Regions from separate parts of the Homo sapiens genome. Here regions 1 and 2 are each linked to region 3. Evidence: chromatin contacts called from ENCODE Hi-C or POLR2A ChIA-PET data. All regions are on one chromosome and are shown on one strand. Each heading gives the region's core, a stretch centred on a gene start or an enhancer-like site at or near the end of the contact. The rest is flanking DNA. Distances are from core to core; before and after follow the strand shown. Region 1 holds the start of LINC01220 (long intergenic non-protein coding RNA 1220). Region 2 has its middle 28 kb from the start of JDP2-AS1. Region 3 has its middle 47 kb from the start of LINC01220.

Region 1 (3,526 bases), core at 383-2,882, 47 kb before region 3:
TGTTTTGCCATGTTTTTATTTGACAAATGCACATTTTAGTTAATAACTAAATATTTTTACTAGATTTGAATATTATCTTTAAAATAGATAATTCCTTTTGCTTATTTATTTTTGAGAGAGGGTCTCCCTGTCACTCAGGCTGGAGTGCAGTGACTGCAATCAAGGCTCACTGCAGCCTTGACTGCCCTGGCCCAAGATCTTCCCACCTCAGCCTCCCAAGTAGCTGGGATCACAGGTGTGCACCACCATGCCCAGCTATTTTTTTTTATTTTTGTAGAGTCGGGGTCTCCTTATGTTGCCCAGGCTGGTCTAGAACTCCTAGGTTCAAGTGATCCTCCTGCCTTGGCCTCCCAAAGTGCTGGGATTACAGGCGTGGGCCACAGCGCCCGGCCCCCTTTTATTTTAAATCTAAAGAAGACTCGAGAAAAAAAACATTACGTCAGTAGTAGATTTAGGAGATGCACTACTAATACTACGTAAGTTTCTCTTGTGCTGCCTGGGAATAAAAATAAACACTTAACACTAACTTGGGGCTCACAACATGCTTGACACTGTTCCAAACACACACACACACACACACACACACACACACACACACACTCATTTTAAAAGTCCTCATCTACTCTTAAAGGTAGGTCCTGCTATTATCCTTATTTTTGTAGATAATAATATAGTCTGGGGCGCAGAGGTCTGCTCAAGATCATCCAACTGGAGTGGCAGCGCTGGAATTAGAGTCCAGGCAGTGTGGCTTCAATGCCTGAACTCTTAGCCATTAGAAAGGAAAAACAAAGCAAAATCAGTATCCGCAACAACCTTGCAGGCACGGAGGCCCTCAGAAGGGACAGGAGAGGCCGGGCGCGGTAATCCCAGCACTTTGGGAGGCCGAGGCGGGCGGATCACCTGAGGTCAGGAGTTGGAGACCAACCTGGCCAACGTGGTGAAATCCTGTCTCTACTAAAAATGTAAAAAATTAGCCGGGTACGGTGGCGCGCGCCTGTAGTTCCAGCTACTTGGGAGCCTGGGGCGGGAGAATCGCTTGAACCGGGAGGCAGAGGTTGCAGTGAGCAGAGATCGCGCCAGTGCACTCCAGCCTGGGCGATAGAGCGTGACTCCATCTCAAAAAAAAAAAAAAAAAAAAAAAAAAAAACAAAGGAAAAGAAAAAGAAGGGACAGGAGGGCCTCCTTCCGCTCCTGACCAGCCCCTGCTGGCCCGTGGGCAGAGGGAGAGCCGGCTTCCAGGGACCTCAGGGAGGGACGTTTGGGAGTGCTCTCTCAGCGTCCCCTCCACCGCCCTCTCTACACCCTTGCCGCGCCCCTGTCCTCGTCGGCCAGGCCAAGGTTTCTCCTGGCCCTTCCCAGCTTCCGGCCCTTTGCTCCAGGGCAGGTCGCAGGGCCAGACGGTGCCAGGAGCTCGCGAGTCCTCTGTTTACTGTTTGGTTTCCACGGTGACACGTAGGCGCCGTCAGCGACTCCCGTCACCGCCCCGCAGCGCGGCCCCCACCCGGCGCCGTGACGCCGGCCCGCCGCTTCCGCTCTGCCCATATTTGGCTCAGCCACTGCGCCGCCGGCCCGGGGTAGGCTGTGGGCGGGACTCCCGCCGCGCCCCGCCCCCGGTCCCTGCCCCGCCCCTGGAATGCTGGGCGAAGGCTCCGAGCCACGAGACCCCCGCCTCCTGTCCCGGGACCCACCCAGGCGGAGGCAAGGGCAGGGGCGCTGGGGGCCCAGAGAGAGGGCGCCGCGATGGATGAATGAGCTGTTTCCAGCATTCCTGTGCGTCTGCTGGTTGTAGCTGCAGTCAAGATTTGGGGCGGTCTCGTTTGTTGTGGGTGGGTGATCTGGGATCACGATTTTCTCACTCTGTGCCCGGAAATCATGCCATCTCTCGCCCAACGCTGTATTTTATAGGCTTCAACTCAAAATTTTCCTTCATGGCACAGTGGAAAGCTTTGAAGACGGCGGTTCTGGGGTCAGTGTTGCCCCTCGGGGGATAAGTGACCTTGGGAAGGCCATTTTCCTTTTCCTGGCATGATAAAACGAACCGTGGGGGTGGTCCATAATGGTTGCAGCACTGTCATCAGGCTTGTGAGGGGAGCTTTTCCATCACCCTCTAACCACCCCCTCCCCAGGACATAACTGGAATATCAGTGAAGTTCTTTGAGCATCGACCCCCTACAGTTCTGCCCCCTGTGGTGATTGGATTTGTGTGTCTCTGCACCTTGCTCCTATTAGGCGCTTAATGAACTTTAGTTAACTGATTATTGAATGAATAATACGAATCACCTTCATAAATCCGGACCCCTGCAATTCCTCTTCCAGGCCGGGCGAGGGGGAGGGTAGGGGATGGGGGAGAATATTGAGATGATTAATAATCGCGCGGCAGGGTTGCTGATGTAAAGCGATTTGCAGATCTAAAGGGCAATAAGCATTCCTGGGAGAAATCCAGCGAGATTCCAGAAGTCTCTGAGGGAGCCGTGGGTGTGTACCGCCGGGCCCAGAGGGCGGGGGTGGGGCAGGCAGTGCCGCAGTGGCCGCTGCTGGGGAGCCGATTGCAATTGCGAGGAGAAGCGTGGGGTTAATCCTTCAAGACGCCTGTCACCATCCTCCCACCCCCATCCCTGCCCCCTAGATTCCCCAGTTCCTCTGGCTGAAGGAGTGTGTGTTTTCCAGAGTTTCAGAGCTGGAAGTCACATCGGAGACTTTTAATCTAATTTAACCTATTTCGCCAACAGGGAAATTAAAGCTCAGAGAAGTTGGTTCGACCATCCAAACTTGCACAGCTAGTTAGAAACTGATAAAAGTCAGGATATCTAGCTTCAAATAGTGTTCCACATCGCCTAGGTGCTTCTAATTTCCTGTGCTTCAGAACCCTGTTGCCTGGCTCAGCTGGTGGGTTGTACATTTAGGCTAAATATTGACTTCAGGGCTCTTAAAGAACGCCATTGTCACGTCTGCTGCCACACGCAGCCCACACCATGACACCAGGGCCTGGGGGGGATGGCCAAGAATTGTGTACTTCCTAAAGCCTCAAGCATTCCTCCTTAGAGCAGCTGGAATGGTCACCCCTGTCCAGGGAACAGGAGTCGGCTGTTCTGAAACCAGTCTTAGTCTAGCAGTTGGTCACTTTTCATAGTTACCCAAGCCTTGCATTAAACTTTTCTCAGCCAAGATTACAGCAGGAGGCAGGAGTAGCCCTAACCCTTTTCTGCTGTTTGGAAGTCTTTTCATGGCACATGGAGGGTTCCTTGCTGGGGGTGGGGAAGAGTGCCTCTTCAATGCTTCTCTCTTTCTCTTTCCCCTTTCAGTCTCACCCAACTTCCTCTTACACGCTGTTTCTTCCCTAACTTCTAGGCTGAATATGAAGGCAACTCGGACTAAGAAGACGACTGCTTTCCAACTGCCCTCCCGTCCTGCAGCCGCCTGATTTGAGGAAGGGGCTGGGATCCTTCCCCTTGCCCTCTGGTTGTTCTTGGAGTTACAGCAGCCCCGCGGCAGCTCTGCCCCCTAGTGCACATGTGAGGCAGCGCGC
Region 2 (3,126 bases), core at 532-3,031, 59 kb after region 3:
AAAAAAAAAAAAAAAGAGAGAGAGAGAGAGAGAAATGCATTTCTCTTATGTAAATGCTTAGGTAGGTCTTGAGGGCTACTGATATGGCTCTTTGTGCAATATTTAACCCAAGTTCCTTCTATCTGTTGGTCCACCATGCATGGGCTATATTTCCAAATTCCACAACAGTCCAAGATGACTGCTCCAGCTCCAGCCAGTGCGACCACCTTCCAGCCTGCAGAAAAGGAAAAGGGAAGAAGGACACACTACCACCTTTTCATGGCACTTCCAAAAAGTTACACACATATTACTTTTATTTACATCCATTTGTCGGGATTTAGTCATATGGCCCTATCTAGCTGCAAGGGAGGCTGAGAAATGTACTCTGTGTTCTAGGTGACCAAGTCGCTGGCTAAAATTCAGGGATTCTGTGACTAAGGAAGAAAATAGCGAGGAAGCAACTGATAGTGTTGGTCTCAGAGACCAAACCATGCTAATGAAATGCAGATTCTCTGGTAAACCAGAAGGCCAAGTTATTCAAGAACAGTAAGACTATAATTGTCAGCCAGATGAGAGTGCCTGAGTTGGCTGACCATTTCAATCTCTTCCCAGTAGGCTAGTCTAAATGGTTAGAAGATTAATGGATCGGACTATGAGAGCCTGATAGGTCCCTTTCCATTTCAGGACCTACAAACCTGCCAGGAGAACTAAAACATTCCTGCCAGCCTGGGAGGGAGCCCTTTTTCTGGGATGATGCTAGAGATGCTTGGACAAACTCTGGCCCCTCAACATTTCTTTACCTGAACCCATCCTAGCTTTATACACTACAATTCTACTTATATTTGTTACATTTTAGATGTTGGGAAGAGATTTTGAAGACATACTAGCTCTTTGTTGTGAACTTGGGATTTGCTATTGTCTCATCAGCAGTGTTCATTAACTTGATAAACATTTATTGAGCACCTACTTTTTGCCAGGTATTGCATTATGCTAGGAGTGAATAAGAACCTGTCCTTAAGTTGACTGCAGTATCTAAAGAATAGGGAAAGTGATGGGCAAGCATTTGAGAAATGAGTAGGCATTCACTGAGCAAGAGGAATGAAAAGCCATCCCAGGTGAAGGGAAGGCATGTGCAAAGGCTTGGGAGACACCAAAGAACATGACGTGTTTGGGAAAAAGAAGTAGCTGGGTGGGGCTTGTCGGGAGGAGATGCTGGAAGGGTGGCCTCTTCAGCATCCATTCTCTCTCAGTAACTACCCCATTTTCCTTGGGGTATCCACCCTCCCTACACTTCCCATATTTTTTGGAGGAAGTCGACTCCACCCTGGCCTAGGCTTGGGGTAAATAGCCCCAGTATAGACTAATCAGCAAAATCCCTTCTTGCCTGCAGATGGGCAAATGACCCAATTCTGACCTGAGAGACTGGAGAAGACTTTGCTGGCAGGTTCAGGGAAAGAAGCTCTCTCCCTTTCTCCTTCTATACAGCATGGAGCATAGGTGTGAAAACAGGAATTGTGGCAGCCGTTTTCTCACCATGAGAAAAGCCTGCCTGAGCATGAAGACAACACCATGGAGGGCAGAGAGGAAAACACCAAGAAGAAGAAGGGGTTTTGATGACATTGTGGTGCTATTGAGTCAAACCTACACTGAAGCCTCCTTGAGCCCTCGGCTTTAGGCAGCTTGGGGCTGCAATGTGAAGGACCTTGGGGCTTAGCTTTTATTCTGGGGCAATGGGAAACAATAGACAGCTTCAAGGAGGGGGGCAAGCCCACTGGACCTGAATTGTAGGAAGTTGTCTGCAGTGCTGAGTGCAAAGAGCCTGGGCCAAAGCCAGAAATGAGGACCTGAGCCAAGACAGGAGAAGAGGAAAGAGTCTGAGAGCCACTTGGGTGACAGAAGCCAGACTAACTGGATTAAGAGGGCATGAGGAAGAGGGTGTGTGCTTTAGGAAGAGGCTAAAACTCTTAGCCTGACTACATGAATGGAGAAACTCCCCTTCCCCCTTCTTTTGCCTCTATCACTGTCCCCCTGGGAAATCATGTCCACTGCCAAACCCTGTATTCTCCTCTTCTGCAGATTCATGCCTCTGATTACAATTCTTTATGGGCATGCCTGGTCCTTTGGAGCAGGGACCATGCCTCGTCATCTTCACATCCCCAGGGACTAGCCTGGCACATGGTTGGCACCGGGTCAAGGCTGACTTGGATTGAGTTCTCGCTGAGCTAGGCATGAGCTGCACCCTCCCCCTGCCCCCAGGGCTTAGTCATCTGTTTCATAAGCAGCTTCCAAAAGCTGCAGCCCCAATACCCAGCTTCCTTGTTGTTGGCAGGTGTTGGCAGCCCTGAGTGCCAGAACGCCAGGGAGCCAGCCACTGGGAACATGCTAGGGTGGTGAGCAGGAGCCAACTAATCAGGGCTCATATACATTTACGAGAGGCGTGTGTGTGCTCCCCAGGAGAGCTGTAACGACACTCCCTTTCCAGGAAACACAAACCAGGCCTCTTTCCTTTCTTTTTTCTCACCTGTCCTGTCTTGTGGCCAGAAGCACATTCATTGGCTTTCCATGCTTCTAAAATAAATCAAATTGGGGGCCACACCCTTCCAAGCTACTTTAGGTTTGCTCCGTGGAAGCTTTAACCCCTTATCATCCCACCAGGCCTGAAATGCTTGGGTTCCAATTTACAAAAATATTAACTTTTTATGTCCTTTCAGAAGAAGGATCTCAGTTTTCCTGATGTCTGCTCCCCTGCCCTGGAATTTCTCCCTCTGCTCATAATTCATCCCAAGGATGTTGACTTCTGTGTTTTGGGATGGTCAGGGGCTAAGTGGCATGGAGGGCAAATAGATTAACCTTTTACCAACTTTCCAAAGCCCTTCCTCCTTGTTCTTTTTTGTTTTTGTTTTTTTGAGATGGAGTCTCACTCTGTCACCCAGGCTGGAGTGCAGCAGCATGATCTCATCTCATTGCAACTTCCGCCTCCCAGGTTCAAGTGATTCTCCTGCCTCAGCCTCCTGAGTAGCTGGGACTACAGGCGCATGCCACCACGCCCAGATAATTTCTGTATTTTTAGTAGAGATGGGGTTTTGCCATGTTGGCCAGGCTGGTCTCAAACTCCTGACCTCATGATCCACCCACCTCGGCCTACCA
Region 3 (3,249 bases), core at 631-3,130:
TAGCATCTGCAAAGCTGAGGATAGTAGTGTCTATCCTGTTCAGGTCATGGAGTTATTTTAAGGCTCCTTGCTTAACTGTAAGACAGGAATCAAAGCTTTTTTTTCTTTTCTTTCTTCCTTCTAACTGCTGGTTTCCTAACCTCCAGCATAGTACATAGAACACAGTAGGAATTCAATAAATATTTATTGGATGAATGAATAAAGAATCATATGAGGTCCTTCAGTTAAAAGTACACTGTCATCTCTAAAGCACTATACAGATGTAAGGGACTGCTAATGACATTAACTAACACTCTGAATTAGGGCGAGTTGGTTACCCTCTGTGGACTTCAGTGTCCTATCTGCCATACGAGATGCTCCAGGCTCATCTTGCATTTTGGATTAAAGCTGATGATTTCTAAGGTCTCTTTCAGATCTGTAATTCTGTAATTGCAGTGATACTTATTATCAAGAGTATTTGTGAGAATTTTCAGATTGGTTTAGGATATGAAAGTATCACATGCCATCATGGACTACAGCAGAGATAACATCCTTTGCATGTGTGATTTCTAGTTGATTGGTAGTGGCTGCCTGGAATGCAATGTTGAGAAAGACTCTGAGGGTCAGCAGAATAGTGATGATTAGTGATTAGTGATGATTAGAATGATTGATTCACGATGTCTGTCAGGAACACGGAATATCAGGTAGTTGCAAGCATGCCAAATATCTGCCATCTCCAACCTAGATGCCTAAAACAGCGTTGCCCTGGAATTTCTGGCAGGAATGTTACTATTATTATTTTCTTGATTTTGCATAATAATGGAGAGAGATTGCTTGGATGAAGCCAGGGTTTCCTAGAGGTAAACAAAGAGCCCTATAGACTTGTAGTAAGACTTGCCACCGTTCTGCCTTTGATTGCCTCTCTCCTATTTTTTAATTTATCAGGCAAATAAAGATGAACATGTTCAACTGATTGATGAGAAGCACATCCAGGCCCAGGATTCTTTCTACTACTCTGGGACTCAAGCAGATACATGGCTTCTGTTCTTGAGGAAATTGAGAATGTAGAAGGATGCAAACATTCTAGACATAAACACGAACCCACTCACCCAAAAAGTACATGATGAACACCTACAGTATGCTAGGCAGGCCCAGGTAAATGGCTTGGCCCTGAAGACATAGGTGATATTTTCAGGATAAAGGTCTTCTCCCTTTCTCTTGTTTCCTTAACACTAGTTAAGTGTTAAGGAACCATTGACTGATCAGTATGTGTGGGTCCATGAGCTTTCTGAATATAACCATTATTTTCCCCAGTCTACCCAAGTGATAAGGAAATAGTAAGTTTCAGGTCTGATTCCCAGAATTCTTGATGGAAATATACAAACGAATCTCCTAAATCTCTTGTTGCACATGGGGAAAGCCAGCCAGCCGAGGAGAGACCTTCATGGGCCATTAGGTACCATCCTGTTTCTCAATGTACTTTTAAAACCCAAGGAGGCCATGAATGTGAGGATGTTCTCATTCATTCCTGCTTACCCAGATATGTGGAGAGACCTCTGCGTCTTGGTTTGGGGGTCATGTGTATTGTTCCCCCATGCCATTTCTTCATGACCGGCCAGAAATGTATCACAAATGGAGGACTGACATGACAACCCCTGCCATTCTTCTTCTAGTGGGTCCTCCTTTGCCCTAGTGACACGGGCTTCCATTTACCTTCCCTCAGGACTGGTCTTTCTCCACTGTCCAGGCAGTTTCTGAAGAGACCGCACTACCTAACCGAGTGATTACTTCAGGACTTGAAATAGCTTTTTTCCTGTCCCAGATATGACACAGTCACTTCCTCAGTAGAGCCATCACTCCAAGAGGAACAGGACGTCCTTGTAACGGAGCCAGGAAGGTCACATGATCAGACAGCCGGGGGCCTCCTGGGACCTCGTTTCCCCTTAAGCTGTTGGCAAGGACTTGTCTATGAAAGTCTGTCTATGAGAGGCCCTGGCAAGCCATCCCGAACCTACCCTCCTATAGGGTTTCAGTCCAAAGCAATTTCTGCAGGGAATAAACTTTTGATGAATGAATGACAAGCAGGGTGATTGGGGAGGATTTCTGTGGAATATCTTTGGTGATCACATAGAAATAAACCCAGCATGCACAGGCTTCCACATTAGGAGGTCAGGGGATCCCCATGATCCTGTTATCTTTGTCTTCAGTGGCACCCTTAAAGGAGGCCATAAAGTTTGGACAAGTAGCCCAATTTGCTGATTGGGGAATCCCTTGGCATAGTCTGGAGCCAGCTAGAGTAGAGAGTGAGAAACAGGGAGGAAAGATTTTCCCTAGAATTCAGGATCAGGCAAAAGAGAAAGATATTTATGAAGGCTGAAGCTCAGCCACAGCACCAGCTCCAGACCCCCAGACCTCACAGACTCATGGTCAAGTTTTACTGGGAAGTGACTGAGCACTACAGGGGAAAATATGATTTAGGCATTTATGCAGAAGCAGGGTTTGGGGAGCTGAGAAAAGTCTTCAAGAGGCCTAAAGAAGGGGAAAATTAGCTGAGTCAGAAGCCAACAAGAGGAACCTGAAGGAGAGGAACTTGGTATGTAGAGTCAGAGGCAGCCTCATGTTGGGAGAGAGAGTTGAGTGTTTTTAAAATCTTTAATGTCTGGTGCCAAGAAAGTCTTTAGGAGACATAAAGCAATTCTATATTTATTTAGTGAAACCTTCCAGTCAACTAAGAGTCACCTTTGGGATGAATGGGAGAATCCCTTTTAAATTAAATTAATTCAGTTTAAGACAAGGTTTCACTCTGTCACCCAGGCTGGAGTGTAGTGGTGCCATCTCGGCTCAGTGCAACCTCTGCCTCCTGGGTTCAAGTGATCCTCCTGCCTCAGCCTCCTGAGTAGCTGGGGCTTCAGGTGCAAGGGTCAGGTCACTACACTCAGCTAATTTTTAAATTTTTTTGTAGAGACAAGGTCTCACTATATTGCCCAGGCTGTTCTTGAACCCTTGGTCTCAAGCGATCCCCCCATCTCAGCCTCCCAAAGTGTTGGAATAGCAGGTGTGAGCCACTGCGCCCAGCCAGAATCCCTACTCAGACTAGGAAAAACTTCCAGAATACCAGGAACCCCGAGTACTAGGAATTTTCCATGGCCATCTGGTCTTGCTGCTCAGCCTCTTCTCTTTTCTCCCAGACTACAATAGCAGATAAACCCAAAGGCTCCAGGGCCTTTGATCTATGGAAGAATTGAAGCTGGTCATCACACAGGTGAGGTT

Evidence for each region. Hi-C counts contacts between places; a loop is a spot of excess contacts on that map. ChIA-PET counts read pairs that join two places held with the same protein, here RNA polymerase II (POLR2A). Pooled maps may share reads with other maps.
Region 1: a loop to region 3 is called in a pooled map, with 3 times the contacts of the local background. The contact joins the promoter of LINC01220 here to the enhancer-like site in region 3. A Hi-C loop is called at or near these places in 2 of 168 maps with a recorded cell type or tissue (endothelial cell of hepatic sinusoid and naive thymus-derived CD4-positive, alpha-beta T cell), 2 of 37 single-sample maps with no recorded cell type and 4 of 50 pooled maps. POLR2A ChIA-PET finds 5 or more read pairs at or near these places in 5 of 52 experiments (CD4-positive, alpha-beta T cell, CD4-positive, alpha-beta memory T cell, HEK293T and 2 more).
Region 2: a map of heart right ventricle shows a loop between it and region 3 (9-fold over the local background). The contact joins two enhancer-like sites. A Hi-C loop is called at or near these places in 9 of 168 maps with a recorded cell type or tissue (Right ventricle myocardium inferior, gastrocnemius medialis, heart left ventricle and 3 more) and 10 of 50 pooled maps. POLR2A ChIA-PET finds 5 or more read pairs at or near these places in 4 of 52 experiments (GM12878, OCI-LY7, Panc1 and 1 more).

Annotation. Positions count from the first base shown.
Region 1 is chr14:75,292,772-75,296,297 of GRCh38, forward strand. LINC01220 (long intergenic non-protein coding RNA 1220) reads left to right here and starts at 1,633. Exons shown (of 3, transcript NR_038421.1): 1 at 1,633-1,770; 2 at 1,906-1,966; 3 at 3,349-3,526. RefSeq lists an enhancer at 1,201-1,340 and a silencer at 1,411-1,870.
Region 2 is chr14:75,398,195-75,401,320 of GRCh38, forward strand. No RefSeq gene overlaps it. Among named protein-coding and RNA genes, the nearest start is that of JDP2-AS1, 28 kb to the right of the region's middle. Within about 2 kb of position 1,782, at least 25 of the 41 ENCODE cell types and tissues checked have a DNase peak (open chromatin) inside an H3K27ac peak, as active enhancers do; they include gastrocnemius medialis, heart right ventricle and psoas muscle, where a contact is called at or near this core.
Region 3 is chr14:75,339,316-75,342,564 of GRCh38, forward strand. No RefSeq gene overlaps it. Among named protein-coding and RNA genes, the nearest start is that of LINC01220, 47 kb to the left of the region's middle. Within about 2 kb of position 1,881, at least 18 of the 41 ENCODE cell types and tissues checked have a DNase peak (open chromatin) inside an H3K27ac peak, as active enhancers do; they include gastrocnemius medialis, heart right ventricle and psoas muscle, where a contact is called at or near this core.